Regions from separate parts of the Mus musculus genome. Here all the other regions are linked to region 3. Evidence: chromatin loops called from intact Hi-C (ENCODE). Cell type or tissue: left cerebral cortex. All regions are shown on one strand. Each heading gives the region's core, and the rest is flanking DNA. Links, peaks and the distances in the headings are about the cores only.

Region 1 (8,000 bases), core at 1-8,000, 280 kb before region 3:
CAATCATCCATCCTGACCAAGTAGGTTTTATTCCAGGGATGCAGGGATGGTTTAATATACGAAAATCCATCAATGTAATCCATTATATAAACAAACTCAAAGACAAAAACCACATGATCATCTCGTTAGATGCAGAAAAAGCATTTGACAAGATCCAACACCCATTCATGATAAAAGTTCTGGAAAGATCAGGAATTCAAGGCCAATACCTAAACATGATAAAAGCAATCTACAGCAAACCAGTAGCCAACATCAAAGTAAATGGAGAGAAGCTGGAAGCAATCCCACTAAAATCAGGGACTAGACAAGGCTGCCCACTTTCTCCCTACCTTTTCAACATAGTACTTGAAGTATTAGCCAGAGCAATTCGACAACAAAAGGAGATCAAGGGGATACAAATTGGAAAAGAGGAAGTCAAAATATCACTTTTTGCAGATGATATGATAGTATATATAAGTGACCCTAAAAATTCCAACAGAGAACTCCTAAACCTGATAAACAGCTTCGGTGAAGTAGCTGGATATAAAATTAACTCAAACAAGTCAATGGCCTTTCTCTACACAAAGAATAAACAGGCTGAGAAAGAAATTAGGGAAACAACACCCTTCTCAATAGCCACAAATAATATAAAATATCTCGGCGTGACTCTAACGAAGGAAGTGAAAGATCTGTATGATAAAAACTTCAAGTCCCTGAAGAAAGAAATTAAAGAAGATCTCAGAAGATGGAAAGATCTCCCATGCTCATGGCTTGGCAGGACCAACATTGTAAAAATGGCTATCTTGCCAAAAGCAATCTACAGATTCAATGCAATCCCCATTAAAATTCCAACTCAATTCTTCAACGAATTAGAAGGAGCAATTTGCAAATTCATCTGGAATAACAAAAAACCGAGGATAGCAAAAACTCTTCTCAAGGATAAAAGAACCTCTGGTGGAATCACCATGCCTGACCTAAAGCTTTACTACAGAGCAATTGTGATAAAAACTGCATGGTACTGGTATAGAGACAGACAAGTGGACCAATGGAATAGAATTGAAGACCCAGAAATGAACCCACACACCTATGGTCACTTGATCTTCGACAAGGGAGCCAAAACCATCCAGTGGAAGAAAGACAGCATTTTCAACAATTGGTGCTGGCACAACTGGTTGTTATCATGTAGAAGAATGCGAATCGATCCATACTTATCTCCTTGTACTAAGGTCAAATCTAAGTGGATCAAGGAACTTCACATAAAACCAGAGACACTGAAACTTATAGAGGAGAAAGTGGGGAAAAGCCTTGAAGATATGGGCACAGGGGAAAAATTCCTGAACAGAACAGCAATGGCTTGTGCTGTAAGATCGAGAATTGACAAATGGGACCTAATGAAACTCCAAAGTTTCTGCAAGGCAAAAGACACTGTCTATAAGACAAAAAGACCACCAACAGACTGGGAAAGGATCTTTACCTATCCTAAATCAGATAGGGGACTAATATCCAACATATATAAAGAACTCAAGAAGGTGGACCTCAGAAAATCAAATAACCCCCTTAAAAAATGGGGCTCAGAACTGAACAAAGAATTCTCACCTGAGGAATACCGAATGGCAGAGAAGCACCTGAAAAAATGTTCAACATCCTTAATCATCAGGGAAATGCAAATCAAAACAACCCTGAGATTCCACCTCACACCAGTGAGAATGGCTAAGATCAAAAATTCAGGGGACAGCAGATGCTGGCGAGGATGTGGAGAAAGAGGAACACTCCTCCATTGTTGGTGGGATTGCAGGCTTGTACAACCACTCTGGAAATCAGTCTGGCGGTTCCTCAGAAAATTGGACATAGTACTACCGGAAGATCCAGCAATACCTCTCCTGGGCATATATCCAGAAGAAGCCCCAACTGGTAAGAAGGACACATGCTCCACTATGTTCATAGCAGCCTTATTTATAATAGCCAGAAACTGGAAAGAACCCAGATGCCCCTCAACAGAGGAATGGATACAGAAAATGTGGTACATCTACACAATGGAGTACTACTCAGCTATTAAAAAGAATGAATTTATGAAATTCCTAGCCAAATGGATGGACCTGGAGAGCATCATCCTGAGTGAGGTAACACAATCACAAAGGAACTCACACAATATGTACTCACTGATAAGTGGATACTAGCCCAAAACCTAGGATACCCACGATATAAGATACAATTTCCTAAACACATGAAACTCAAGAAAAATGAAGACTGAAGTGTGGACACTATGCCCCTCCTTAGAAGTGGGAACAAAACACCCATGGAAGGAGTTACAGAAACAAAGTTTGGAGCTGAGATGAAAGGATGGACCATGTAGAGACTGCCATATCCAGGGATCCACCCCATAATCAGCATCCAAACGCTGACACCATTGCATATACTAGCAAGATTTTATCGAAAGGACCCAGATGTAGCTGTCTCTTGTGAGACTATGCCGGGGCCTAGCAAACACAGAAGTGGATGCTCACAGTCAGCTAATGGATGGATCACAGGGCTCCCAATGGAGGAGCTAGAGAAAGTACCCAAGGAGCTAAAGGGATCTTCAACCCTATAGGTGGAACAACATTATGAACTAACCAGTACCCCTGAGCTCTTGACTCTAGCTGCATATGTATCAAAAGATGGCCTAGTCGGCCATCACTGGAAAGAGAGGCCCATTGGACACGCAGACTTTGTGTGCCCCGGTACAGGGGAACGCCAGGGCCAAAGGGGGGGAGTGGGTGGGTAGGGGAGTGGGGGTGGGTGGGTAAGGGGGACTTTTGGTATAGCATTGGAAATGTAAATGAGCTAAATACCTAATAAAAAATGGAAAAAAAAAAAAACATAAAATTCATTCTTCAGTAGGGGGACATCTAGGTGATTTCCAGTTTCTGGTCATTATAAATAAAGCTGTAATGAACATAGTTGAGCAAGTGACCTTGTGGTAGAATGGAGTGTCTGACACCAAAGCAGTCACAGAAACCTTTGACCATTCTGTCCTGCCTGCAAAGTGTTCTGGGCAATGGTAGGCCAGAAGATGTGGGAGTGGCTATTCTATGTCTAATTCAACTAAAGGCCAACTCCATGAGAGAGATCCCATGCTCAACCCTGCTTGGATGAGCAGGAACCAAAGACTAGACAGCTAATAGCCCTAGGGTAGGAACAACACAGATGGTCTAAAAAAAATTAAAAACCAATGAAATAATTCCCAATGATATTCTGCTATCCTCATAGGTGCTTTGCCCAGTAGTCATCAGAGAGGTTTTCCCCAGCAGCAGGTGGGAGCAGATACAGAGACTTTACATGGACAGTGTAAATTGAAGGTCTCCATTAGGCCCCTCCCCTCAGAGATGCAGGAACTCTAGAGAAGAGGGAAAGGGAAGATTGTATATGTCAGAGGGGATGGCAGACACCAGGAGAACATGGGCCACTGAATCAGCTAAGCAGGGTACATATGGGCTCACAGAGAGTAAAGCAGCGATCATGGTGCCTGCTGGGGTCTACATTAGGTCCTCTGCATATATGTTATGGTTGTTAGCTTGATGTTTTTGTAACTGTGGAAACAGGTGTGTCTTTGACTCACTTACCCACTCTTGGGATTCTTTTCCTACCATTGGGTTGCCTTGTTCAGCTTCAATGTGAGGGTTTTTTTTTGTTTTTGTTTTTGTTTTTTGTTTTTTTTTGACTGTTGTCTCTTGGAGGCCTGTTTTTGTTTTTGTTTTTGAGGGAGAGTAGCTCATCAAGGGAGGGAAACCGTGGTCAGGATGTATTGTATGACAGAAGAATTTATTTTCTATTATAAAAAAAAGAATGATGGTTTCAGACTAGGACCATATTATTTTCCCTGTCTACTACAGGACACAAGATTGTATCTGGAGACTCTGTTGGTAGTCATGAATGAGGTAGATGTCTAGCTGCAAGGGAACAGTTAAGCATGTCCTCACATGGCAGAGATTATTCTGCTGTACACAGCAATAATGCCAAAGTTCAAAATCCTGATTTATGGGTTTGAATTTTGGATTTAATACTAATCATAATATGAGTAATCTTGGAAAATATTTATCTTCTGAATCTTAGTTTCTTGATCTACAAGATGAAGGGAGGATTGGCATCATTTTTAAAGGGTCAAATAAAATAATGCAAAAATACACAATCAAGAAGAATGCATCATACACATTGTTTGCAATCAATAGCCTCTTGGTCCTAGGATGATGGAGGGTCATTTCAGAAGCTATTTCTGGGGACCTACAAATTTGGAATTATAGGCATCTAGCCTGTACTTTTCCAGAGAATTCTACTTTTATTTGTTTTGTATACTGAATTTCTATGATAGGTATTATTGAAAAAGCTGTTTGACATTCAATTAGCAGAACATATAATTCTTATTTCAAGTGTGTAATGGCAGTCTATAATAAGAAAGCCTTTATTGGGATTAAATCATTTCTTTGTGTCTGCTGTCACAGGGACTAGGCTAGCTAGCATTTACTTTTGGTTAAGGTTTGCCTGAGCACAACAACTTGAGAAGAAAAAAAAATACTCTATTTAGTTACATTTCTTATATTTTGCTGATTGTCTTCTCAACACAAGCATTGGAGTGCATCAAATGAAAATACCGAGACATTCATATTTCAAAACCACCTTTGCTCCTCCTAGTGCTGACAAAGAGCAGAAGTCTCACTTTCTCAGCTTCATGCATATGGTAATCATGTTGCTTTCCTTTGAACTAGATAATTGTAAGAATCACAGCCTATCTAAAGCCTGTGCATGTATATTTATGTTCCCTTGCACGGTTACACGTGGGATCAGCAGACATACTACTGGTTCTGTTGGTTTAAATTAAATTCCTTAATCAATCCCCTGAGAAGTGTTATCAGGGAGCTAACTGCCGAATATGCATGAATCTTTTATGAGCCTCATTCTAGAACAGCTTCTGGGAGGCCTGCAAATGGGAATTTTGTACAACAAAAAGGAGCAGCTGCCATCAGACTAGCTTCTGGCTGCTTCCCCATCTTGGTAACCTAGTAACACAGGCTTGGCACGGCAGAACAGGTTCATCAGCGTTTTCCTGAGGGAAATCTCCTGGCACTCCTCTCCCTTAAGAGTAGCAGAAGCTAACATCTACTCTTGGCTTTCACATGCCAAGACTTTATTATTATTTACTTCCCAGAAGAACTTATGCGTAGTTATAACTGTCATCATCATCTGCATTGTTAATCTAGGAAGCTCTTCCTTAAATAAATGGGAAACTTTTCCCTAGGCCAGTTAGCTTTAAAGTAATCCAAGCGAGAGTAGGAACGACCACGATTTGACTTCTGAACTTCCCCCAGAGGCCCAGGTGTTCAAGGCTTGGTCATCAGGGTAATGTTGTTGGGATGGGGTGCATAGCCTCATTAAGAGGTGGGGTCTAGTGGGATGTCTTTGGGTCATTACAAATGTGAATATGAAAGATATTGTGGGACCTGGGGACTTGCTTATTTCCCTTTGCTCACTGGTCATGATATGAGCAGTTCTCATTCATGTGTTCTTTTAGTGATGGACTACATTGCTATAGGTACAAAGTACTGGGTCATCCAGCCATGTACTGGAACCCTTAATACTGTAAGTGAAAACAAATCTCTCTCTTTTCCTCTCCTCTCCCCTCCCCTCCTCTCCCCTCCCCTCCCCTCCCCTCCTCTCCCCTCTCCTCTCCTCTCCTCTCCTCTCCTCTCTTTTTTCTCCCTTCCTCTCCACTCTTCTCCTTTCCCCTTCTCTCTTCTTTTTTCTTCTCTTCCTGTTTCTACCATTTTTCCTCTTCTTCTCCTCCTCTTCCTCCCTATAACCCTCTGATACTCGTATCTAAGTGTATGAGTGTGTGCACAACGGGAACATGGGTAAGCCAGGTAACACCCTGGGTGTTATCTTCTATAACTCTCCATTCTATTTCCCCCAAGGCAGACTAGACTAGATTGGGAGCTGAGCTCATTCTTTGAGCTAGGTTAGTTCATTATTATGCCCTTAGAATACACATTTCTCCACGCTGCTTCATGTATGTAAAATTTGAATTAGTGGTATGAGCACCTATGCCTGGCTTTTGATGTGGGTATTTTGGGTTTGAACTCAGGGTCTCATGTTGGCAGAGCAAGAGCTATGTCCCAAAAAGTCACCTACCCAGTCTGTAACCTTTTCTCTGTATAAGCTGAGTGTCTCAAGCATATGTGATGGTGATTTAGAGATGGCAACATAGGAAGCACGATTTTTTTTTAAATTCCAGTACTCATGGTCTTAGACACTGCTAGAAATTACCTATTTCAATTTAACCTTTGACCTTTTATCTGCCCCTGAAATGCAGTGGCTACTTAAGCCCCACGTTTGCAGGTCAACTGAGGTGGGGTAAGTTACAAAGACACAGACCATTTTGAACTATTTACTTCTTGGTGACTGTCTCATAATAGTTGATTCAAATATATAGAGATATTTCTCTTATCTTGTACTGTCCATCTTGGCAGGCCTAGGGCTCTCTTGTCTTTATTTGGACAGAAACTAGTTGAAAACAAACAATTTAGGGGAATAACGTTCTTCCATGGCTAATAGAATTTTCCTTTAGATGAAAAAAAATGGCCATTTGCATGTCAGCTGTGACCAAAGAAAAGGGTTCTCAAATTCCCTGCCATGGGTATAGCTGTCAGTGACATGGTGCTTGAGACACCATAGCTTTGAAAGTGAGTATGGATGAATGGAGTCCACGAATTCTCTAATTTTTCCAAGAAGTGAGAGTATTCTGTTGTCCAAAACAGCTATTTATTGCCCTTGAAGTGTTCTGCAGAGCTGGTGTCTGCCTGTGCACTTAAGGCCCCTCTTGGTCCTCAATTTTAAAACAGTTGTGTAGGCAATAATCTTCTCCATATGTTGAAGTTGAACTGGGGGTGATGCGATATTTACAGTGGTGAGGATAGTGCACACGGAGAGGAAATACCACTTAGGCAGCAGGAGGCAGTTGGATGGAGCACCTGCCATATTTAATACTGCATAGGCAGCTGCAGAAAATAACCTCCATCTATACACAGATGACTTTGTACTCCTTAACAGAACTCAGCAAATTGTCTCTAATAATTACATGATCCCAGAGGGAGGGTGATGATAATGGGCTCAATGTCTGTAGATGGCCATTTTACTAAGGTAATTTAATTACTAATTGTGATTCTAACATTAATTGATTTCTTAACAACATGCCAGCAACTTTGTTAAATATTTTTTATATACACAACAACCTATATGCAAATCCCTCTAAGATGGTATTGTTCTTTTTGCCTTTTATATAATTTTTACTATTTATTAATGAGATGGGCTAGCTTTGTTTTGCAGAAGGGATTAAATCTTGGCTGGAGATTGAATATTGTAGGATACAGAACACTTTTGATATCATTCAACGTTTACCAGTATTTTTTATAGCTGTGATATAATGGTGAGAATATGATATCATGTAAATAAGCACAAAAACGGCTGAAGCTTGTTCAGGGCCATTCAAAAATTGAAGTTCTGTCTATCTCCAAGCCAAAACTCACTTAATTTTCAGCAACCCAAACACCAATATTTAAAATAGAACATTCAAAGCCAAAGAACACTAATTTGATACTTACATATTAGTCTTAATCTTTACATCACAGATTGAAAAATAAAACCTGGGGCTTCCTTGGTATTGTTAAGTAAATTTCATTGGCCAGAAAACTGACAAAAAGCAGATTTTAGACCTGAGGCAAGAATTTACATTTCTTGCTCTTAAATAAAAACCCAGGGAAGAAGAGAACTCAAAGGCAAGGAGAGATGGGCTACTTTCCATCTAGGTTAGGTGGATGGAAAGTATATTCATGGGGTTTGGGGAAACAGCACAGCAAGTTAAAGCATTTGTTGCAAAGTTTGATGACCATAGCTGAATCTCAGTACCCATGGAATAAAAGAGAGAATCAACTTCCACAAGTTTTCCAGTAACCTGCACATGAATATTGTTGGCATGATCACCCATATATACA
Region 2 (11,319 bases), core at 1,248-9,247, 190 kb after region 3:
GTTTGTTTGTTTGTTTTGTTGTTTTTTTTCTGGCTGTTTTTTAAAAAAATTTTATTAGATATTTTTTATATACATTTCAAATGCTATCCCGAAAATTCCCTATACCCTACCCCCACCTTGCTCCCCTACAAACCCACTCCCGCTTCTTGGCCCTGGCATTCCCTTGTACTGGAGCATATAAAGTTTGCAATACCAAGGGGCCTCTCTTCCCAGTGATGGCCAACTAGGCCATCTTCTGCTACATATGCAGCTAGAGATACGAGCTCTGGGGGTACTGGTTAGTTTATATTGTTGTTCCACCTATAGGGTTGCAGACCCCTTCAGCTCCTTGGGTGCTTTCTCTAGCTTCTCCATTGGTGACCCTGTGTTCCTTCTTATAGATAACTGAGCATCCACTTCTATATTTGCCAGGCACTGGCATAGCCTCATATGAGACAGCTATAACAGGGTCCCTTCAGCAAAATCTTTCTGGCATATGCAATAGTATCTGGGTTTGGTGGTTGATTTTGGGATGGATCCCCGGGTGGTGTAGTCTCTGGATCATCCATCCTTTCGTCTTAGCTCCAAACTTTGTTTCTGTAACTCCTTTCTGGGTATTTTGTTCCCTATTCTATGGAGGAATGAAGTATACACCCATTGGTCTTCCCTCTTCTTGATTTTCTTTTGTTTTGCAAATTGTATCTTGGGTGTTCTATGTTTCTGGGCTAATATCCACTTATCGGTGAAGATGCAGCAATATCTCTCCTGGGCATATACCCAGAAGAAGTTCCAACTGGTAATAAGAACACATGCTCCACTATGTTCATAGCAGCCTTATTTATAATAGCCAGAAGCTGGAAAGAACCCAGATGTCCCTCAACAGAAGAATGGATACAGAAAATGTGGTACATTACACAGTGGAGTACTACTCAGCTATTAAAAACAATGGATTTATGAAATTCTTGGACAAATGGGTATATCTGAAGGATATCATCCTTAGTGCGGTAACCCAATCACAAAAGAAGTCATTAGATATTCAAAGCTTCTGTAAGGCAAAAGACATCGTCAATAAGACTAAAAGGCAACCAACAGATTGGGAAAGGATTTTTACCAGTCCTAAATCTGATAGGGAACTAATATCCAATATATACAAAGAGCTCAAGAAGCTGGACTCCAGAAATTCAAATAATCCCATTAAAAATGGGGTTCAGAGCTAAACAAAGAATTCTCAACAGAGGAATACCGAATGGCTGAGAAGCACCTGAAAAAAAAAAGTGTTCAACATCCTTAATCATCAGGGAAATGCATATCAAAACAACCTTGAGATTCCACCTCACACCAGTCAGGATGGCTAAGATCAAAAATTCAGGTGACAGCCACACCAGTCAGGATGGCTAAGATCAAAAATTCAGGTGACAGCAGATGCTGGCAAGGATGTTGAGAAAGAGGAACACTCCTCCATTGCTGGTGGGATTACAAGCTTGTACAGCTACTCTGGAAGTCAGTCTGGAGGTTCCTCAGAAAATTGGACACAATTGTGCTGTTCTTAAATGTACCTAAAATAAGTAACTCAGTAAGATTTCCTAAGTTTGAACCAACATTGGCTACTTAGCTGTTTTGAACTAACTTCCTTTTTATCTTCTGTGGATCATTACTATGCTGGCTGAGGTTGTTGCAGAGATGCCCCCTGCCATGCACTCTAGGGCCTATGACCCATCTCGTCATAGATTTTGGTTCCTTTGTGTCTGACCCATCTTATGCGATGCAGCTTAGATCTAATCAGAAAATGGTTTGTTACTCCCGTGACATCCATAAAACTGTACCAGTGGGACTATCTCCCGAGGCCACTTGGTGGTGGAACTTGCAGGTTCCAGAGCTGAGTGATATTGAGGCTTGTTTTGCTCCTCTAGAAGTGTGTATAGTACCTTGCAGCACCGTGTGTTCTAGTGAATAGTAATGAACTGTAGCCACCTGTGGCCACACGTATTGGGTTCCTGAGGTGAAGGCAGGAACAGTAAGGGAGGAAATGGCAAGAGAAGAAAGGAGACTAAGACAGATTTCTGATCAAGGCCCAATGTTTACTAAGAGTCTGTACTTATAAAGTGGGAATGCCAGGCTTCTTGATGCTTTGCTGCCAAGTTGTTAGCACTTAGTCTGCTAGAGCTGTTAGCATCTCAGGAATATCTCAGGAAGACAAGTTCTGCCTCTCAGTGGGTAGCATCTTGGAGAAGAGCAGAGCAGGTGACAGAACAATAGACAGAAGACTCCACCCTAGGTGGTCTCATTCACAGTGGCAGAATAGGTCTGTGTGAGCCTGCTCAAGGCTGGGGGAGGCTACAATGAAACCCCCCACCCTGCCACCAAACCAAAAATCAGTAGTCTTGACATAAAGAAATAATAAACATATTAAAAGAATTGAAGGTAACAGAATATGGAAGATCTTCCATGCTCAACAAATGATAAAAATAGCTACTGTGAAAAATAGCCATTTTACCAAATACGATCTGCATACTCAGTAGGATTCCTATCCTAGTTATACTCATTTCCTCAAAGATATTGAAAAATATCTTGTATTTTACTTAACACACACACTCACAAACGATAGGCAAAACAGTAATAATAAATAAAAATTAATGGAGGTGTCTGCATTCCCGATTTTCAGGTATACTACAGTGCCATGTTTATAAAGACATCATGCTATTGGTATGAATACAGACCCACTCTGCCTTCAGCATCCCCATCCTTCAGTTGACATGGATTCTGTATCTGGCTTCTCTCAGTAAAGCATAAGTTTGAGATCTGGGCATAAGTAATGACTTTATGAGGACGATTCCAGGTACTCAGGAAATATGGCTTGCAATTTACAGGACTATACCAAACTTCAAAAGCTTTGTAGTTCAAAGGTAACAACAAAATGGAAGAACAGCTTTCCTAGCTATTTTTCTGACAGAAATATTACCTGTAGCAAACTATGTATTAAAGATCATTAAGAATGGTCTGTGGAGATTAACTAAATAGATTTTTCAAAGGAAGAAACAATCACTAATAAACAGTGTTCATCATCTTGAGGCATCAGGAAAATGTTTGTGCCAACTATCACTAGCCTTGCTTTATGTGTGTGTTTCTTTTTAAATACACACAAACACATGCTTTTTTTTTTTAAACAAAACAAAACAACAACAACAAAAAACATCGAAGTCACAGACAATAATACGGAACATTCCTGAATACATCTTACAGCTTTTTTCCTTGAAGCAATCATCAGCGCTCTGTATTTAGGAACATTAAATGAATTTCAATAAATATTTAAAGGCAATGTAGACCGTAATATCATTAACTAAAAGCACAAAAATACATACAAGTTCGCCAATGTATAGACCACCCAAAGTGTGAGAATGCATAAGGAAGACAGAGAGATTACTTTGCACTGGGTTTGATGACTGAGGGTTTTCACTGCTCTGGTCTTGGATCATGGCATTGCTCTATGCTCTGGTCTTGGATCATGGCATTGCTCTATGCTCTGCTCTTGGATCATGGCATTGCTCTATGCTCTGCTCTTGGATCATGGCATTGCTCTACAGTATATTGAATAACTGAAAAATGCCTAAAGAATTGATTTAGGGGTTACAAATAAATTTTACTGAGTAAATTCATAAGTTCAATAACAAATTATGAAAATGAAGTATATATGCGTATGTGCATATGTGTACATGTATATTGTAGCTGTGGTCTTGACTATCTCAGGGATAATGATTATTAATCAGTCAGAATAAAAAATAATCTTCAGACAAATGGCCAGTTCCCAAGTTAGTATAACAAAAGTATGGATGTTTTCTTCAGTATCTTGTAGTGTAAGAAGTAAGAAAATACAGGATTGAAAAGACAATTGTCATAATAGCATAGGAGACAACCGGAAAATCATTTAATGACCAAAGTTGGAACTAATCCAGGAATAAAACAAACAATAAATTTGATGCTAGCACAGAGATTAAAATAAAGTAACTGTGAGTCATCCCTGCTATTAATAATTTATTTAAAAAGAGAGAAAAGGTAGTTCATTTAATAAATTAGAAAAATATAGGGAATTGTGATAATACCACTTTAACATGTGGCAGGCAATCTCCCCTGTGTTTTATGACTAGTGGGAAACAATAAGAACAGAACATGGATGAACTAAGTCATCTTCGCAGTATACCTATTAATTACATCAATTTTGGAAAATTCTGATACCAGCTTACTCAAACAATAAAGACATATATCATTGGAAGCCATGCATATTACTATATCATTAACCTCTTGGTGTAATTTTCTGAGAAGTTTACAACAGTTTCTTTTGTGATAGTCTCACTAAAAGGTATTACTTTATTGTAATTTAAAATAGCTCTAGTTAAAATTACTGCATATGTTCTACAGAATAACTAGTCAGTACTTGTACAAAATATGACCTCTGGCAAGGCATGGTAGACATGCCTATAACTCCAGAATTCAGGAAGCCAAGAAGGGAGGGTGATGAACTGGAGACCAGCCTGGGCTGCATGAGGAGACCCTGTCTCAAGAAACAAACCAAAAATGAAAGCAAAGTGAAGACCCAGAGACTTGGAGATCAGAGGATCCTAAGGAGAAGTAGTGAAAAATTAAAAAAAAAAAATACTGACTGCCCTGAGAACATGGGCCCCGGCCCCGGGCCCCGGCCCCCGGCCAGATGGCCTAATTCCCCTGAACTTTTGGGAAAAACAACCACAAAATGTTTCAATGTCCCAGGTGCCTTGAAGTAAATATCCGCCCCTAGACTTCCCCTATTTCCTCTCCAATCCTCCCCCTAGGTTGTGGTTTTTGCCTTTATAAGCCTGCTGGAAAATAGGGTAGTAGTCGGACTCCTCTACCCCTACGTGGTGTATGGGTCTCGACCTCAGCATGCTGGTTTGTGTGCCATTAAAACCTTGTGTGTTTGCAGCAAGCTTGACTGTTGTGGCTTTCTGGGCTCGCGATCCCTGAGACTTGATTGAGGGTCTCCCTTCGGGGGTCTTTCAGTAGCAGATAAATAAAACATGGGTCCTGGAAAGGATCTTAGGATGGGAGACCATTTATAGAGAAATGGGTAAATATCAAATCAAAACTATTTCATTTAATAATATTAGATTACTATTAAGATCTTGCACTTTATATAACATGTTAATGTTAGAAGAAATTAATGAATGAATATTCTTTGCAGCTTTTCCTCCCATGTCAGGATGTGTTTCAAATTTAAGAGCTAAAAATGCCATTAAAATTAATTGAGGTAATGAACGGGCAACAAAGCAAATCGGGAGGAACTGATTGACTCCTTAGGCCTCAAGCACTAGAGACCTACGGTAGAACTCCTGTTGCAAAGGACAGATTTGTATTACTGCTACATGAAAATGCTTTTTAAAATTATGTTTATCAAATATGAATACTCATAATTATACACATAATGAAGAAGTAGGAGAAAGGTTTATACTTGAGATGTACTTTTAAAACAGTGACTTAAATACCTCTCTGTTTTTTATCTAACTTGTGCCTTTATGTAACTGAGAAGGCCTTGCTCACTAAATCTTCATTAAATGAGTGGAAGAAAAAATTGTTTTTAAAGCACTCTAGGAAAATAGGATCCAAGCATAGATAAATCTAGATAAAGGCTGAATACTAATCACTTTAGGGCATAGCAGTCTTTGTTTGTGTCATGGTACTTTATAAATAGTGTAAGTTTGTACACAGATTTTCAATGTTACAAAAAGCAGCAGGGAGCTGCTTTCACTGAACAAGACCTAGCCAGCTCAGGACTTTGAATATAATACTTCCTTATTAGAGGAACTTGTATTGATCTCTTTTTTTGTTTTATGAAAAAAATAAATTAAAAGGCAACCTAAGCATGTTGTACAATAAAAAGTTTAAAAATAGGTTATGGTAGCTACTTAGTAATTAAAATGAGCCAACAGTGATTCTGTGTTTTTAGCCAGTTTTGAAATACCAACTTTCAAAGACTTATAAACATGAAGTATCACAACTTTGGCACTAATTGGGTCTTCTAAGGCTTTGAGTAAGACTGAATGTCATTTACTTTAGCAGTTAACAACTGACTAGATTACAAAGCCCCATTACTTCCCACAACTTTGGCAAGATACATCATCGTTGGTAAGATTCAGCCGAGAAGCTTTCAGTTGAAGAACTAGGATTATTAGTGCGGGAGAACCTACAACGGAAAGAAAGCAAATACTTCCTGGCGTGTACTAGTCCCTGTGGAACATCAACTCCTTTTACCATTTGTCTTAGGAAGTGGGAAGAAGAACCTTAAAGACAGAAGGACGTGGTCAGACCTTCTTTCTTACAGCACCCCTGATTGCTCAGTACCTGGAAGCTTCCAGTCCCAGCCTGCCATTTTCCTTTGCCTCTTGGAGAAAGCTAGCAATCTCTTTCTTGAAAAAAATAAATAAATAAAAATAAAAACCCTTGATTTCTTTCTGACTTCATTGCCTTTTCTTGTTTCGCATTTTCTTTGCTTTACATATCTCCCTGGCCTCTAAATTTTGCAGCCGCCTAGGGTTTAATGTTACTTTCTACTGGTACATAACAAATTACCATAAACTTGGCATTTTAAAATAACACCCATTTTATAATCTCAGTTTTTATGGAGCAGAAGTCTAGTCGTAACTCAGCTGAATCCTCGCTTATGACCACACTCAGGCTGTCATCTGCAACTGGGATGTTACCTGGAGAGCTGAGATTTATTTCCACACTTGCTTGGATTGTTGGAAGAATTTATTTCCTTAGGGCCATGGGAGGAGCTTGTTCTTTGGAATCTGGTGACTTTGCAAATGGGCAGCTAGAAGCTGTCCTTAGTTCTTATTTATTCTGGTTCCCTGATGTGTATTTACTTTGGAGAAATTGTTTAAGGCTATAGTAATAAGGAAATAGTGTAATTATAATGGTAATTTGGTGAATTATGTCACTACTCTCATTTTATGGGTTATAAACAAGTTAGAAGGTTTGCCTTCACTCCAGGAGATGGGAGTCATAGTGGGGTGTGAACACCAGAGGTTGAAGAGAGTGGGCCACTCTGAAGCCTACACAGTCTGTGGATAGGTCTCTGCTTTATCCTTCTCTCTTGCCTCTCACTCATGGATCTCACGTGTTTAAAATTATGCCTGCTAAACAACTTATATTTCACAAACTCACTGCAGCAAATCAGTTTCTCTAATCACCTGATTTTTTTTGTACCACTAATTCCAGCTGCCCTTGTTCAGATTAAAGACATGTGTATCATCCCATACTCTGTGTTCTTTTACAAGTCATATCTACAAATGAGAAAATTTTGTCCCTTATTTTTCTGAACTATTTCCTCTTCATCAAAGTTCTTCCTATTTTATTGTCTGCAAAAATTACGTGCTTAGTTCTTTTTTTTTCTTAATTTCTTTTTATTGAGTTCCAATTGTTGTCCTTTGAGTGAGTGAGGAGGCACCCTTCCAAGTGTAGGGCCTTCTACTGGCCATTTCTTGCTACTGGAGACCTCTTTTCTTCATATGCCTGTTCCCGAGTCCACTCTCTCTCTGTGGGGAGGGACATATAAACGGGTTCTTACTGCCCTGTTCTTGCTGTTGTTGTTTGTTCCCAATTGCCCTAACAATGCTCACCTCTTTATCATCATGACGCTTAGCTGTCTTAGTACAACACTGTATCGTATGAGTTCTTGTTTAGGATCCCCATTCCTTGCAAGAATGTGGATTGCATGAATGCAAGCACTTTTGTTTTTTTCCTAGTCCTCAAACTGTGTCTGGAACACAGGCGTTTCTTGAAAACTACTGGGTATCTGAGCAGGTGAGTGAGTAGGGAAATGCAGTTGCTCTTTCCTATCTCTGAGTCCTTAGCCCTTTGCTTTCATCCAAGAATCCTAAGTGCTGGCGGAAGTGTAATGGCATCAAGTTTTCAGTTTTGTTAATATCTTGGCTGTGTCTCTGTCATCAACTGAAATGTGACCTTCAGTTGCTAGTATGCCTTTTACTCTCCATTCCAGTCCTAACGGGGACTAACCTCTTCCTTTACATCAACTATCTCCAGATGTGTTTCTAGGATGGACCACCGAGAACACTAGTGCCACTGCTTTGATTTAGCTTTTTGCAGGAACTCACAGCTTTTCCTGTCAGATTATATTCTGTTCTGTGTTGCTTTGGCTGTATGGCACTTTGCTGAAAGTCTCAGGACAAACCCCAAGAAGGATATAAAGTAGGTAATGGCAGTTTTCAGATTCCTCATTCAACATATCTTTCCTATCGAGTCTTCTACTCTGAGGCCAGTGCCTTTCCTGTTTGTTCCGTGTCCTCTTATTTTTTTGCCTGTTCACATTTCCCCACACCATGTTAACATCTGCTTTGTGGAAGAGAGCTTGCTGTCACTCAGGTGGACTTCAGTTGAAACTATTAAGTAGATGTATGCATTTCCTTCATGTTATTTCACTTCAAATCTTTGCTACTTCTATAAAATGAAAATATTTGATTTCCATAGCATAGAGGTATTAGTTTACTCATAAATTGATTTTAGGGCACAAATGTAAAAGAGACACCTCCAAGTTTCCTAAATTTCATCACTATATGAGGTGGATCTTGGCAGTAAATCTTTTTGTTTGTTTGTTTTCGAGACAGGGTTTCTCTGTGTAGCCCTGGCTGTCCTGGAACTCACTCTGTAGACCAGGCTGGCCTTGAACTCAGAAATCCCTCTGCCTCTCTGCCTCTCTGCCTCTCTGCCTCTCTGCCTCTCTGCCTCTCCTCTGCCTCTCTGCCTCTCCTCTGCCTCTCTGCCTCTCCTCTGCCTCTCTGCCTCTGCCGCCCAAGTGCTGGGATTAAAGGTATGTGCCACCACCGCCCAGTGGCAGTAATGTTTAATGCCTGCCTGACTACAGGTGGTATCACTCAGGAGGTTCCTTACAGATAAAACAGTGATCTCAGCTGGGGCTGAGAAACACTTTACAAGCCCCTGTCCCTAGAACCATAGGCAGACAGGCATGACATGACGTCTTGCCCCGTACTTTGCTTACATTTCATGTTTGAGTCATTTCATAAAATTTATGTTTCTTGGGTGCCCTTTGTGTGCAAACATTGCTTTTAATGGAGTACTATTGTGACCCTTTGTGGGTAGCATAGCCTATTTCCCTGTTGTCATTTTCTGTTTCTCTGAAAACTCACATTGATTTTTCTTCTGTGCTTTTAGGCAGCTGAGTCAGAACTTCTGAGGAGAGCGTCTGTTCTTGTCTGTTCTCGACTGACTTTGCAGGTAATGAGAACATTAGAGAAGTGGGTTAGAGCGCTCTAGATTAGGATTCCATTGCAATGTCCTGTTTTGAATAACATTTAGAATAGTGTATCTGCCACATGGCAGTGGTTGTAGCTACCACTTGGTAAGACTGAGGTAGGACAATCATAAATTCAAGGTCCGTCTAGGCTACTGTGTAAATTCCAGGTGTGAATTCAAGTCTGCTAGACCTGCTTACAGAACTTTTTTTTTTTTAACACGTTTCTTAAATTTTATTTCTAGTACTCATGTTTCCTTCCAGTACTTGAGAGTTAGGAAGGTCAGGACTTCAATGCCATCGTTGGCCACAAAGCAAAATTGAGGCAAGCCTTTACATTATGAGACTGTATCTACCAAACCAAAACAACAACCAAAAAATTGTAACACTCTAACAAAAAGTAAGACTATTACAAAGAATACAAGTAAACCAGAAAGTGTTAAGCGCAAATGTGTTGTCGGATATTTGTTCGGATATTTGATCACATTGTGAACCCCAAGATGTGTACTGGACAAACCTTGTTTTGGTGTGGCTCAGTCCTAGCACACAACTTTCATCCAAGAGCTTTCTGTTATTGCTTACAGAACCTTTGAGGGTGAAGCACAGTTAGTTGTACAGTGCTTTCTTCATATTAACACAAACCCACACAAAACACATGCACACACACCCTCTGTCTCTGTCACACACTCACACACATCAAATCATACTTCCTTTTTAAGGGGGGGGGCTGGAAGGAATTAAAAGGTCCCTCTGATAGGGAGTTTTTTTTTTTTTTTAATTTACATTAGTAATATATTTTAAACGTCTGTGCTCATCAAAACATGTTATGTCTTTATGTTAATGGTAATCAGTCTAACTACAGGGAGAATAAGAGGTTGATGTGAGTTAAGTTGACACAATGTTTCCAAAATAAACATTTCCTAGTGGAGAAAAAACTTTCCTTGATAGACTAGCTTCCTAGTGCTAACAGTAGGCTGCAGAAGAAAATCTGTGTGCTGTCAGTGAGCACGTACAAGAGAGGAGCACTTAAAAATAGTTATACAAAGGTTAAAAAATAACAACCAAAAAGCCAAATGACAAAAACAAACAAACAAAAAAACCCTTTCTTTTCAGCCAGCCGAGACCACTAAGTAGAATAAAATGTCATCCATCATTTCAGTGTTAAGAGCGCCCCCTGGTGTGGTCATATAATCATGGTTCTGTGGAATTTACGTGGCTTTTAGAATCTCCTTGTGCTATAAGATAGTGATGATCTTTCTTTTCCTGCTAGCTTGGCCAGCAGGTATATGGTGTATAATTTTCCACAGATGTGCAGTCACACATTTTTCTGGTGTCGATCCCTGCTCAGATATAGGATCAGTTTGAAAGCAGAATATGAGAATATGTGATTTCTAAAGTTCTTTATCTCATGTTAACATGCCATCCATTGTGCAATTATGCATACTGATATTAATTATTAAGGCACAACTTTGGGTGGGGAATAAACCTTGTTATGGGAAATTTCTGTTAACAATTCTGTCTTGGTAAATTGATGGGCATTTTACTAGTTAAACAAGAGAACTCAATTATGTTTATCTTTTAAGAAATTTACCTTGTGAAAAAGACACACATACTGAGACTTTCTTAGGAGCCTGCTGTTTCTCTGCAGCTGCTGAACGTGAAGTGTAAATGCCCTCCATTCTGTACTATGTCCAGGGATCTTAGCCAGGGATCCCCTGCTACCCATTAAGAATGTCATAGCAAATATCTCAGCCCAGACCAGCAGACTACTTACTTCTAACTGCTAGTTTCCTTGTATTTGTTTTCATACTCTTAAAAGGAATTGCATTGTCTTTGTGAGGTTAAATTGCATATATTATACTAAAATACACACGTATAAATTTTTACAGAGGTATTTGCTTTCTCCTATTTTCTCCTTCTATGCTAGAAGTTATTGACAGTTTAAATCATTTCTTATAGGCTTTGTGTCTTCAGTGTGATAATTGCAGGGCTACCGTATAAAGATATCTTTGTTTTTGTCTTTTGTAGATTCCCTTCTCATG
Region 3 (10,778 bases), core at 1-8,000:
CAGGAAGACATCAGGTTCCACTGAACCACATCCTCTTGTTTATCTTTAATTACGAACTAATCTTCCCTTTGAGCACAGCCACCTATTAGACTAATTAGAAAGTAACTTCTTAGAGAAAATTAAGAGGGGAAAAAGGGGGGGAGTTCACTTTTACAGACAATAGAATAATATTCTTTAACTTCGATATTCAAAGTGCTACCTGAACAGCAGCAGTTGGCACCTTGATGGAGAACTAGGAAATATCAACACTCTGGTTCCAATCCCGAACCTCAGATTCAGAATTTGCATTTGGCGAGCCTCAGGGTGATCGAGGTGTGCCTTTAAGATTAAGAAGCTAAGGCACAGAGGAAGAAGGATTCCTGCAGGGAGAAATTCTGATAGGTGGTTCTTTTCTTGAGCCAACGGGAGAATGTACCAAGCACCTATGGATTCTAATATTAAAGTAGCAACACCATGGAATATAAATGGATATCTGTTCAGTTTAATTTGTTTTATGCATCATTTATAAAATCCTGTCTCTTTCGTCCCCATCATTGTGGATGCTGTTTGTGATTCGTGCAAGATCATTCACCTATGCACCTTCAGAAATGTGAACACAGGGATGAGGCCACCTCCTGCAAGCATGGCTTGTTCTGTGCCTGAGCCTGAGTCAGAGATCTTCACTATAGCCTTCCACATGTGTACACTTAGGCCATCCTGTCTTTAGCTCAAAGGAAGAAATTGTATTTGGAATTGCTTCTTGATGATAGCACCTGGTTTTTGCATGAGAAGGGACAGTCTGTTGTAGAAATCAGAATGGGAAAGCTTAGCTCTTTGGTTGTTTGCATTCAGTGTCACAGCTAACCAAGATACTACTCAAAGGAGAAAATTTTTGTCCAGTACTGGCTCTTCTACTGAGCACAGGGTAGTTATTTTATGAGTAATTGCTAGGAACCCTTCCCTCCTTTCATTCTACCTGCCTCAGATATGTTTGTACGTGTGTGTGTGTGTGTGTGTGTGTGTGTAGCACTTCATAAAAATTCTAAAACTAAAAAGATGTGAAGGGTTTAATGTACAAATAAATAGAAAACTGGCATTTTTTGTATATAAAAGTTAAGAAAACAGTAGCACTATATGGTTACTTTATATCACCACAAAGTCTATAGTGAGAAAAAAGACTTTTCTTTTTGAAATGTTAATTAAAACCTTAAAAGAAATCTTGCTTTCAATTATATATAATGCATATATATATATATATATATATATATATATATATATATATATATATATATCTTCCTACATTAGAATTATTCTCTAAAGGTTTTAATTCACTGCTCAGGACAAATGACATATTTTTCTCATATTTAACTTAAATTAATTGGTAACTTATGCATAAAAACATATCAATGGTGCACTATAATGTAATCACAGTAACACATCTTAGGATTTCTGGCAGATAGTCTTTGCCAGAATAGTTTCTTTTTCTTCCCTTAATTTTGGTACACTTTATATCCTTAAATCTAATGTTTGTTTAAAAGTAGTCCTGGTATGATATTAGCCTTCAAATGGGCAATAAACAGATTTTGAAACATATCTTACTTAGACTAGTGCAAATAGGACCAAAATTAACAGAGCCCTAGTTCTCTAACCCTTTAATGCATAATTATATGCCATGTTCTCAGCCATAGAATGGGTTATAACAATAATGACCAAAAATGTGAACATTAATTAGCAATGTTGTAGTAATGGATTTAACTTACATTTCATTGACTACTAGTTGTGTTATTTTATTGTTAATTCTTATTTTGTTTTCAATCTGTAGAAAATTTTCTGTCATATAATATCATGCAAATTAGTGTCCATCAAGGTACAGAAGCATGCTTAATAACAAGCTAAACATCCTATTTCCCACAGACCTTCAGTTCTACTTATAGTGCCCCAAGCATGTTGCAGCTAATTCTCTTCTTAGTAAGTGGTTAGGGCAGCACTAACTATCCCCGCTGTGTGCATACATTCTCTCAACTCTTAAAACAAATACTTTCGGAACTTTCATTTTCCTGGGTTATTTCCGGTGTATTTATTTCCACACTTTGTCATAGATGAGCCACTAAGTTAAGCCCGAGTCTTGTCAGTAGCTGTCATTAAAAGGAAAAGAATACCCAGAGCAAGGGTTCTAACTTTCCAGCTTTCAGTTGTCACTATCTGCCTCTGTTGCTGATGTCACAGTGAAACACAATGAGTATTTAGGTAAAGGGCATTATCAAAGGCTCATTTATGAGTGACTATTGAAAAACAAGCACACCTGTCATGGAGTAGTGAGCAAACAGACTATTGCTCAGTCATTAGGAGAAGTTGTTCTATGCCACCACATTTACATGCATCCTTTCTCAGCTTGTCTATGAATCCACTTCAGTGACAAGGCAGAGCTTCTTGTTGTGTAGTTTATATAATCAGTATATAACACAATGTACTTTATAATATAGTTAAAAGAATGCTAAAAGTATGTATATAGATTGTGTGTAAAGGTCTCTGTGTGTGCTGCACACACACATGTGCATGCATGCATGTCTGAATTTGGAGTTGGGAGTCTACCTCAGGGCCTTTCAGTTCTGGAAATCTAATTTACCCTAACACAGTGACATAGACCATGTACAGAGGCACAATTTACCTTCTGGGATCTCTGAATCTTCTATATTATAAATGATCTATGGAGATATTTACACAATGCCCTATAAATGACTGAACAGGGAAATGTTATCATTATGTATCTGCACTGGCACTGATTGTTAAGCGAGTACATTGTGCAATGTATCTGGTTGCATTTGCAGTCATGGGCCACAGTTGTTCTGTATGTGGATCTAACCGTGCTCTTCTGAATGTTTGTGAATAGTTGCTTTGTGGTAATAGCATGCATGTAAACAGTATCAGTCTCTTAAACGTCTTTGTTTATTAAAAAAAAAATCTACTTTCTAAATCAAATTTTAAAAATGGATTTCTTTTTCAGTGTAGTAGTAGAAAAACACTTGAAAATATTATCTGAAACAATCCAAGACATTATAAAATAGCATTTTAGCCAAACCATTTAAGACAGCGAGTTTCAACTCTGCCAACCCCAACCACACATTTTATCCATATACCACCCGTTGAATGATCTATAAATGTATGTATTGCTTCCTGGCCTAATCTAAAAGATGAAAAAGGAAAATTCTTAAACCTTAGCATATTACAATAAAAATGCCCCACTAGGAATGGGAGGAAGAACAATAAGTGTTACAGAGAGAATATCCGAAAGGATCCCAGTCTAAGTTACTCAGCGTATCTAAATCTCTGGTGCTGGAATTAGTTCCCTTTTGGGAGTGGATAAAAATGACCTTTTGTTCCTGTTGATCTTGCTGTTCCCTGGGTGGTGGGTTCTAGAAAAGCAACAGGCAATTCCTTCCCTGGGAACTCTCACAATTAGAAAAGGGCTTCTCAGGGTGAATGGAAACAACCAACAACACAAGAGGCTGCTCTGACTTGAATCCCTTTTACCACAGCCCCAGAGAAAAGAAGTGCTATGAAGACGGGGGGGGGGGGGGGGGGGGGAGGAAAAGAGGGAGGGAGGGAGGAAGGGAGGGAAGGAGGAAGGGAAGAAGGGAGAGAAGGATGGTAAAGTGTAGATCCCTTAAAATTAATGACTAAAATAAACCAGCCCTCCCCCACCTCAGTCCTATTAATCATCAGATCTCTATTTTTTCTGCCCAGATTTCTAGACGAAAGCCAAGTCATATGACTCGCCGATTCTCCTCCAACTTAAAACTTTCAAGCTGCAGGAAGACAAACACATGAACCCTTGCATGGGTCCAGAATGCCTAGAAGCAAGCTTGGGCACTTCTGCTGTTAGCAATCCTGAACTGTTCATCTCAGCCTGTTGCTCTTGCCACACACTGCGCTGGATTCTGTGGTAGGGAGGGGACACTCGCGAGCCCAGCCAGCCTGGTGGCTGAGATGGGTGGGTTGGGGCTTTCAGGCTGCTCAGCTGTGGAGATTTTGGGGCTCTTGTCTGGCCACAGCTGGCTGCGAACCCCTGGTCCGGGGGAACCCACTGTACACCACTTGGCCGCCGGCAGATGGTGCCCTGCACAGCCCGACAGTCGGGGAGACCCGGCTAAAGTAAGGCTCAGACTCCGCCCCAGCCAATCCACCGGCGCAACAGTCCCCCTTCCTTCCCAAAATAGTGCGGAGTACGTCTCCTTCGGAGCACTGCGGTAGCCTGTGTGTGTGTCGAAAATACAAACTGTGGGGCGACCGACAGTGTGTGTACTGGAGTGGGGCGTACGCGCGGAGTGGGGACCCTGGGGACCAGGGCCGAGGTGACCACCAATGAAAAGCAGAGGACGGGGAACTGGTTCATTTCTCATCTGCGTAAGCTCGGCCGGCCGCCGAGCCCTTGGGGAGGCCACTCACCATATTCACTTCCGAGACCATGTCTATGCTGGCGACATCGATCCGCATCCCGACGTCCACCGGGGGCCCTGCCAGGGAGGTGGACCACAGCAAAGACAGTCTTTGAGTGGCAGGGAGCTGAGGGGACATTGGGGGCTTCCCAGATCTTATTACAGACTAAGCAGGCTCCCTCCCTACCCCTTTCCTGTTGTAGGGGACAGCGGGAGAAAACAGGTGTGGGCACACGCGTGATGCAGTGACAGTGCAGAGGGTGTGTCGGCTTGAAGAGAGGGACAGCTCAGCCTGAGGATACGTCCACCTGAGATTGGGGATAGTGCGTGGTGTGTGTGTGTGTGTGTGTGTGTGTGTGTGTGTGTGTGTGTGTGTGTGCGCGCAGGGCGTAGTATTGCACGTTTACAGGAACGGTAAAATGGGGAAGGAGGCATTATATCTGACAGAAAAGGTGAACTAGGGATGGGTAACAGGTTGAAAAAAAAAATGAAGAAGCATTACCTCCAAAGTCCGGCCGCAAGCGAATGTCATATCCTTTGAGCAGTCGGTCCACTGTCTCTTTCACGTATGACATGTTGCTGGGTTCATTGGAGCTGAAGGGAAGAAGTAGGGACCGTATTCAGAAAGATCACAAACTGAAAACAGACATAAAAAAAGATCCAGGCACACCTACCCCCAAATAACAAGATACATGATCCAGCAGGCACGGGAAAATAAAAAATAAAAGAAGAAGAAGAAAATCACCAAGGAAAAAAAAAGAGAGAGAGATTGAAGCAGGCAGCTCACCTGTGTGCACAACAAACCATAGCAACCATCACGGGAAAAGAGAGAAGCCCCAAACTCTCTCGATTTTGTACTGTCCACATTCCTAACTCTGATGAAAGAATTGTCTTTTCTGCGAAGATTCAAGGAATGCAACTTAGTCGGCGGCTGGGCAGTAATTCCCGAATGGACCTGCGCATGCGCAGAGGGTACTCACTACCAAAAGACACCTTGTGCCTTGCAAACAATATTCCTAGTGGAACAGGCAACAGATTTCAATCCCTTTAAAGTTCCTGTCTGAGGTGCTCCGCGTTCTCTGGGTAGTCGAATACAACCTGCTGTCTCTATGCAAAGGAGCCAACGTGCCTGTGTGTGTGTGTGTGTGCCCAGTTTTCCTGAGCTGTGGTTTGCTGTGTTCCTTTCCCTCCTGTCCTAAGCTTGAATTTTTTTCTTTTTCCTTTTCTTTTCCTTCTTTCTTTTCTTTTCCTTCTTTTTTTTTTCTTTTTTAAAACAGGGCTTTCAATGATCTGGCTAAGGCTGTCTGGCATCTTTTGTTGACAGTTATAGAGGTCCTAGAACAAGAAGTCTGGAGATGGTTCTCTGGTTGTCTGTAGAAAAGATGGGGAGGGTGCTGGGGAGGGGAGTGGGCAGAGACTGCCCGGCCGGCCGGCCCGGAAAAGGAGTTTGGGGGTGGGGAGGAGGAAACACAGGGAGGGTTTGGGAGTCTTGTCCTCTCTTCGGAGGTTATGAAGACAGCTGCTTGCTTGTGGAATTGGAGGGGGGGGGGGGGGAGGAGAGAACTGACTAACTTTTAAATGTATGCTTTTCCTTTAGCTCCCATCTCCATCAGTCCACTTGGAATGGGAAGTGAAGAGAAGAAGAATGAAGCAACCCTGGCAATCAATCTTTTTTTCCAGGACCTTTGCTGGTAAATCTTGTAGGTTTTAGTCGCCCAAGCTTTTTGCTTATAACTGTCAGTGTGCTAGCTCCTGTTCTTAATCCCTAAATTGAACACTGAACATCCTCAGTCTAATATGCCTTATGCAGCCCGGGAAAAGCCAATCTTCTTTCAAATAAAGGGAAGTTAGGAAATGCAATTCAGTACATATCACTAAAAAACATGTTAGGTGGTTGGAGATTCTGGGATGGATTCATGCCCTTTGTTAAATAGCATATATCAAGTCTTCATTTGATACTAGGTATTCTGAAACTTAGAGTAAACTTTTCACAAACCCCTTACAAAGATAAGCAAAAAGAAATCACTTCTTCCTGATATTGTCTGTGTAAACTGAAGAATTATTACCAAACCAAGAAGCACTAAAAATTACCTTAGAGGAGAAGAAAAAACAAACAAACAAGCAAACAAAGAACAGAAGACAAAGCTTTTGTCTGGCAAGGAAGGGGAATTCTTCTTGAGGGAGAACAGTATGTACTAAATCTTACAGACTGGAAAAAGTACTTCTATAACTGTATGCAAAAGAGATCCATTGTGGGGGGGGGCGGAGAAAGTGATGGTGGATGATGGGATGTGGAGGAAAGTCGAGGAGATCATTTAGATTCAGGAGACACTGAACATTTAAGTAAGAGTTAATTTTAGAGAAAAAAAATCTGGTAGAACAGTTATAAGGATCATTGACATTTCCCACTTGCTATGTCATTGTTCTTGTGCATACAACACGGGTCATCTCATTCAAACCTTGCAACAACACAACAATAGAGATAATGAAGAGAGGGCTTTAGACTACTGAATTCAGTAGTTAATGTCACACTGCTAATAAGTAGTGACATGTACATTTCAACCTAGAATCCTTGGATACTGCTATTCTCTGCATTATATAGCACAGACCATAAAGGCAAGAATTAGATAGGAGAAACAAGAAGACAAGGAGGTTATTGCAGAAGGAAAGAAAAGAAGATACTGTTTAGTTTGGAGAGAAGTAACAGGTACAGCCTTCCTAAAGTATAACAGAGACAACCAGAGGTTACAGGAGTCACGAACTAGGCACATATGAATGAATCCTCCTTAAAAAAAGTACAGTCATTTCAACATGTACTGAACTTAACATTCTCAAAAAGATAGTAACATTAATTTTATATTATATTTGAGCACCATAAAACCCTTAACCCTCAATGCTAAGTCTCAGATTCCTTAAGTTTGCTTGAGACGATGTCGACTTGTTCTTAAAACACATATGAATCTTCTTTTAGAGGGTATAAGAAAAGATTCATTTACATCTCAAGGTCCTGCTGAAACATGGAATCTGCTCTGTACAACTCTGCAAAAGCCACACGGCCACACACAAGCCACTTACAGGATTACCACATCCGTAGCTGTGCATTTATTTTTTTTAGATGTTTACTGAACATTTAGGAGGTGCCAGCCTTCATGCTGATGGTGTAGCAGTAAACAAAATAGTGTTCAGTTTCTTTTCTCACCTGTGGAGGGTATAAACACACACAAGGCAGAAAAGAGATATTTGGTTGGGTGCTCACTGAGGCTGCTCATTTAACTTGTACACAATTCATTAGAATGTGCACTTTCTAGTTGATTATAAATTCCTAAAATCCTTTGTGGGTAGAAAGCATCTCCACTTTAGCAAGGTCTGCTTAAGAGCCTTGACTTCACTATTGAGTCAAGGTGTGAGTTTGGATATTTTAACCCTAGTGTTATGCATGCTTCTGCCAGATCAATCCTACTGGGTTTTGCTTTGAAATTATACTTTCTGATTAGACAAAAGGACAATCTAAGAAATCATGTGATAGTGGTTTTTTCATTTTTATTAGTGTCAATAGTATAAAATATGGTTTATTATAACATTTCATATGATAGCCACCACTTATCATTGGAATACTGCTGAAAATGCAACCAAGTTTGTCTTAGCTATGTATGAGGAGGGTCTCTCAGAAGATAGTTTCTCAGGCCTTCATACTCTGGAAATTGTCTGGTTTCCTGAGTAGTTTGCATCTTAATAACAATAAGTATCTTAAAACCCATTGTTTTGATCACTGGGCATGTTAGAATCATATATACAGCTTAGCTTTAATCATTATGCAAGATGTTAATGACCTGCATTTTGATACATTGAATTTCTCCTTGATGTTTTAGGAGTCTAAATTTAATCTTCCCTCTTCACACTTTACTAATTTAAAAACAGATATGTTGCACTGAATATATAGAGTTTGTAAGTTGTCTTGGAACTGCGAAATAAATAAACCTTAAAAACTAAAAAGAAATAAGTTAATAATTGATCCAGATGCTTTGGGGAGGTTTTTTTTTCCCCTCACAGCCTGAAAAAGGCAACACTTCCTTGTCTTGTGAAGTTGCTTGTTTCTTCCCAACACCTTTTTCTCCCTTCAGAGCTCAACCCAATTAAAAAAAATATGTCTCTGAAACCCTGAAGGCCAATGACAAGCACAATTCTATTTCCTTCTGTCCAAACTCTTAGAAGAAAATGGAAGAACCTTAGAAATTAGCATCTAGGTAGAAATAAAAGTAATTAAAAACATATTCACAAAACACTAACACCTCTAACACATATTCTTAATATTTCTTTAGACAGACAAAAACAAGGAAAAATTAAAAAAAAAGCTATTCTATTATAGTAACTTTAAAAGTTCTAAATGAATCCTAAAAGCTGGGGAAAAGAAAGAAAGAAAAAAAGAAATAGAAAAAAGAATAAAAAAAAGAAAATAGAGAAAGAGGAGAATGTAAGAATTGAAAATTGTAACATCTTATCTAGACTTAAGGAGAAGTTAAATACAAATTCAGAATCTAGTTCTAAAGTTTAAATGCAATAGTGGGAGGTAAGAATAAGCCAGGACACACGCTCCACTATGTTCATAGCAGGCTTATTTATAATAGCCAGAAGCTGGAAAGAACCAAGATGCCCCTCAGCAGAGGAATGGATACAGAAAATGTGGTACATTTACACAATGGAGTACTACTCAGCTATTAAAAACAATGAATTTATGAAATTCTTAGGCAAATGGATATATGTGGAGGATATCATTCTGAGTGAGGTAAGCCAATCACAAAAGAACTCACTTGATATGCCTGCACTGATACGTGCATATTAGCCCAAAAACTTAGAATACCCAAGATACAATTTGCAAAACACAAGAAAATCAAGAAGGAAGACCAACGCGTGGATACTTCATTCCTCCTTAGAATAGGGAACAAAAAAAAAAAAAAACAAAAACAAAAAGAAAGAAAGAAAGAAAGAAAGAGAGAAAGAAAGGAAGGAAGGAAGGAAGGAAGGAAGGAAGGAAGGAAGGAAGGAAGGAAGGAAGAAAGAAAGAAATATAGATAGATTTGGGAACATCTGTTTTTAGGATGTCAAGACATATTTAACCTATACAAATGGTAATATCCTGTTGCTTGGGTCTTCTGTAAAGATAGTAGTAGAAGCACATATAAGGCCAGAGGAAAAGTTAAATACAATAAAAGTCTATAAGGTAATTTGTTATTCATAAAACAATAATTTGTTATATGTACAAAATTTTAAGACTGGTAGAGATAAAAATAAAAGATGAAATGCAAAACTTCAGAACGTTATAAAAGCCGAGCAGAATCTACTTTTGATCTTGTTTCATAGAATAAAGTTTAGTGTGCAGGGGCTGGAAAGATGGCTCTTCATTGATTGCTCTTCCAGAGAACCTGAGTTTGGTTCCCTGCAATGACATGGTAGCTCACAAACAACAACTCCTCCGCCTCCTCCTCCTCCTCCTCCTCCTCCTCCTCCTCCTCCTCCTCCTCTCCTTCTCCTTCTCCTTCTCCTTCTCCTTCTCCTTCTCCTTCTCCTTCTCCTTCTCCTTCTCCTTCTTCTTCCTCTTCTTCTTCTCCTCTTCCTCCTCCTCCTCCTTCTTCTTCCTCCTCTTCTTCTTCTTTTTATTTTTTGTTTTTTGTTTGTTTGTTTGGGTTTTTTTTGAGATAGGGTTTCTCTGTATAGCCCTGGCTGTCCTGGAACTCACTTTGTATATCAGGCTGGCTTTGAACTCAGAAAATCGCCTGCATATGCCTCCTGAGTGCTGGGTTAAAGGCGTGCACCACCATGCTCCGCTAGCTTAAAACCTTCTTTATGGGATCCATTGCCCTCTTCTTGTGTGTCTGAAGATAGCTATATGCATTCTTATACAAATAAAATTAAGAAAATGTTTAGTGTGTAGGATCATCTGAAAAACAAAATATTACAATCAGGATTTTTTGGTATCTGGTGGATATTTATTGTGTTTCACATACAGGTTTCAAGGTTACTCATTTCCCCATTCACTTATGGAATGTCTGTAAGGAGGATGTGGTTTGAAATTATACAAAAATAAGCAATAAATGTGTAAAAACATCCCAAGTAACCAGTATATAATACAAAAGAAATACTGGGGAAGAACATTTATTATTTTTCATGTGGCCCTAAAGTCTAAAGAAGATGCCTTAATAGAGCTAAATTCTTCCTTTAGACATTATAACACACTGAAATGTGATGCGGGGAGGGGCTAAGCCAGGGGAGAAGCATCACTAAAGGTTTTAAAGTTGAGGGTGATACAGTAAGTGGAGGTAATTGATGGAGCTTTGAAGAGAAGTTGTATTTTCAGTAGAGGCAGGA

Evidence for each region. A loop is a pair of places that touch in the nucleus more often than their neighbours do. Peaks named below come from ENCODE experiments on the same cell type or tissue, not always from the same donor. Only the 100,000 strongest peaks of a DNase experiment are listed, where the experiment ranks them.
Region 1: it touches region 3 in a loop (2.5-fold over the local background); 2 of 42 quality-filtered maps call a loop at or near these places.
Region 2: it touches region 3 in a loop (4-fold over the local background); 9 of 42 quality-filtered maps call a loop at or near these places.

What each region holds. Positions count from the first base shown.
Region 1 is chr5:71,973,684-71,981,683 of GRCm38, reverse strand. The region is part of intron 4 of Gabrb1 (gamma-aminobutyric acid (GABA) A receptor, subunit beta 1); the gene reads right to left. Among named protein-coding and RNA genes, the nearest start is that of Commd8, 190 kb to the left of the region's middle. In left cerebral cortex, for the core only: a CTCF peak has its summit at 4,646; a DNase peak (open chromatin) is centred at 4,900; H3K27ac peaks cover 2,105 bases.
Region 2 is chr5:71,501,393-71,512,711 of GRCm38, reverse strand. It overlaps Cox7b2 (cytochrome c oxidase subunit 7B2), which reads left to right. Exons shown (of 3, transcript NM_030052.3): 2 at 9,199-9,261. Among named protein-coding and RNA genes, the nearest start is that of Cox7b2, 41 kb to the left of the region's middle. In left cerebral cortex, for the core only: no CTCF peak of the experiment used is centred there; no DNase peak of the experiment used is centred there.
Region 3 is chr5:71,694,520-71,705,297 of GRCm38, reverse strand. It overlaps Gabrb1 (gamma-aminobutyric acid (GABA) A receptor, subunit beta 1), which reads right to left and starts at 5,366. Exons shown (of 9, transcript NM_008069.5): 1 at 5,203-5,366; 2 at 4,918-5,009; 3 at 4,426-4,493. The coding sequence starts at 5,282. It overlaps Gm38562 (a long non-coding RNA gene), which reads left to right and starts at 3,590. Exons shown (of 4, transcript XR_868471.1): 1 at 3,590-3,627; 2 at 3,724-3,922; 3 at 6,013-6,106. In left cerebral cortex, for the core only: a CTCF peak has its summit at 4,095 (motif pointing right); DNase peaks (open chromatin) are centred at 4,208, 4,540, 4,933, 5,376 and 1 more place; H3K4me3 peaks cover 2,673 bases; H3K27ac peaks cover 2,261 bases.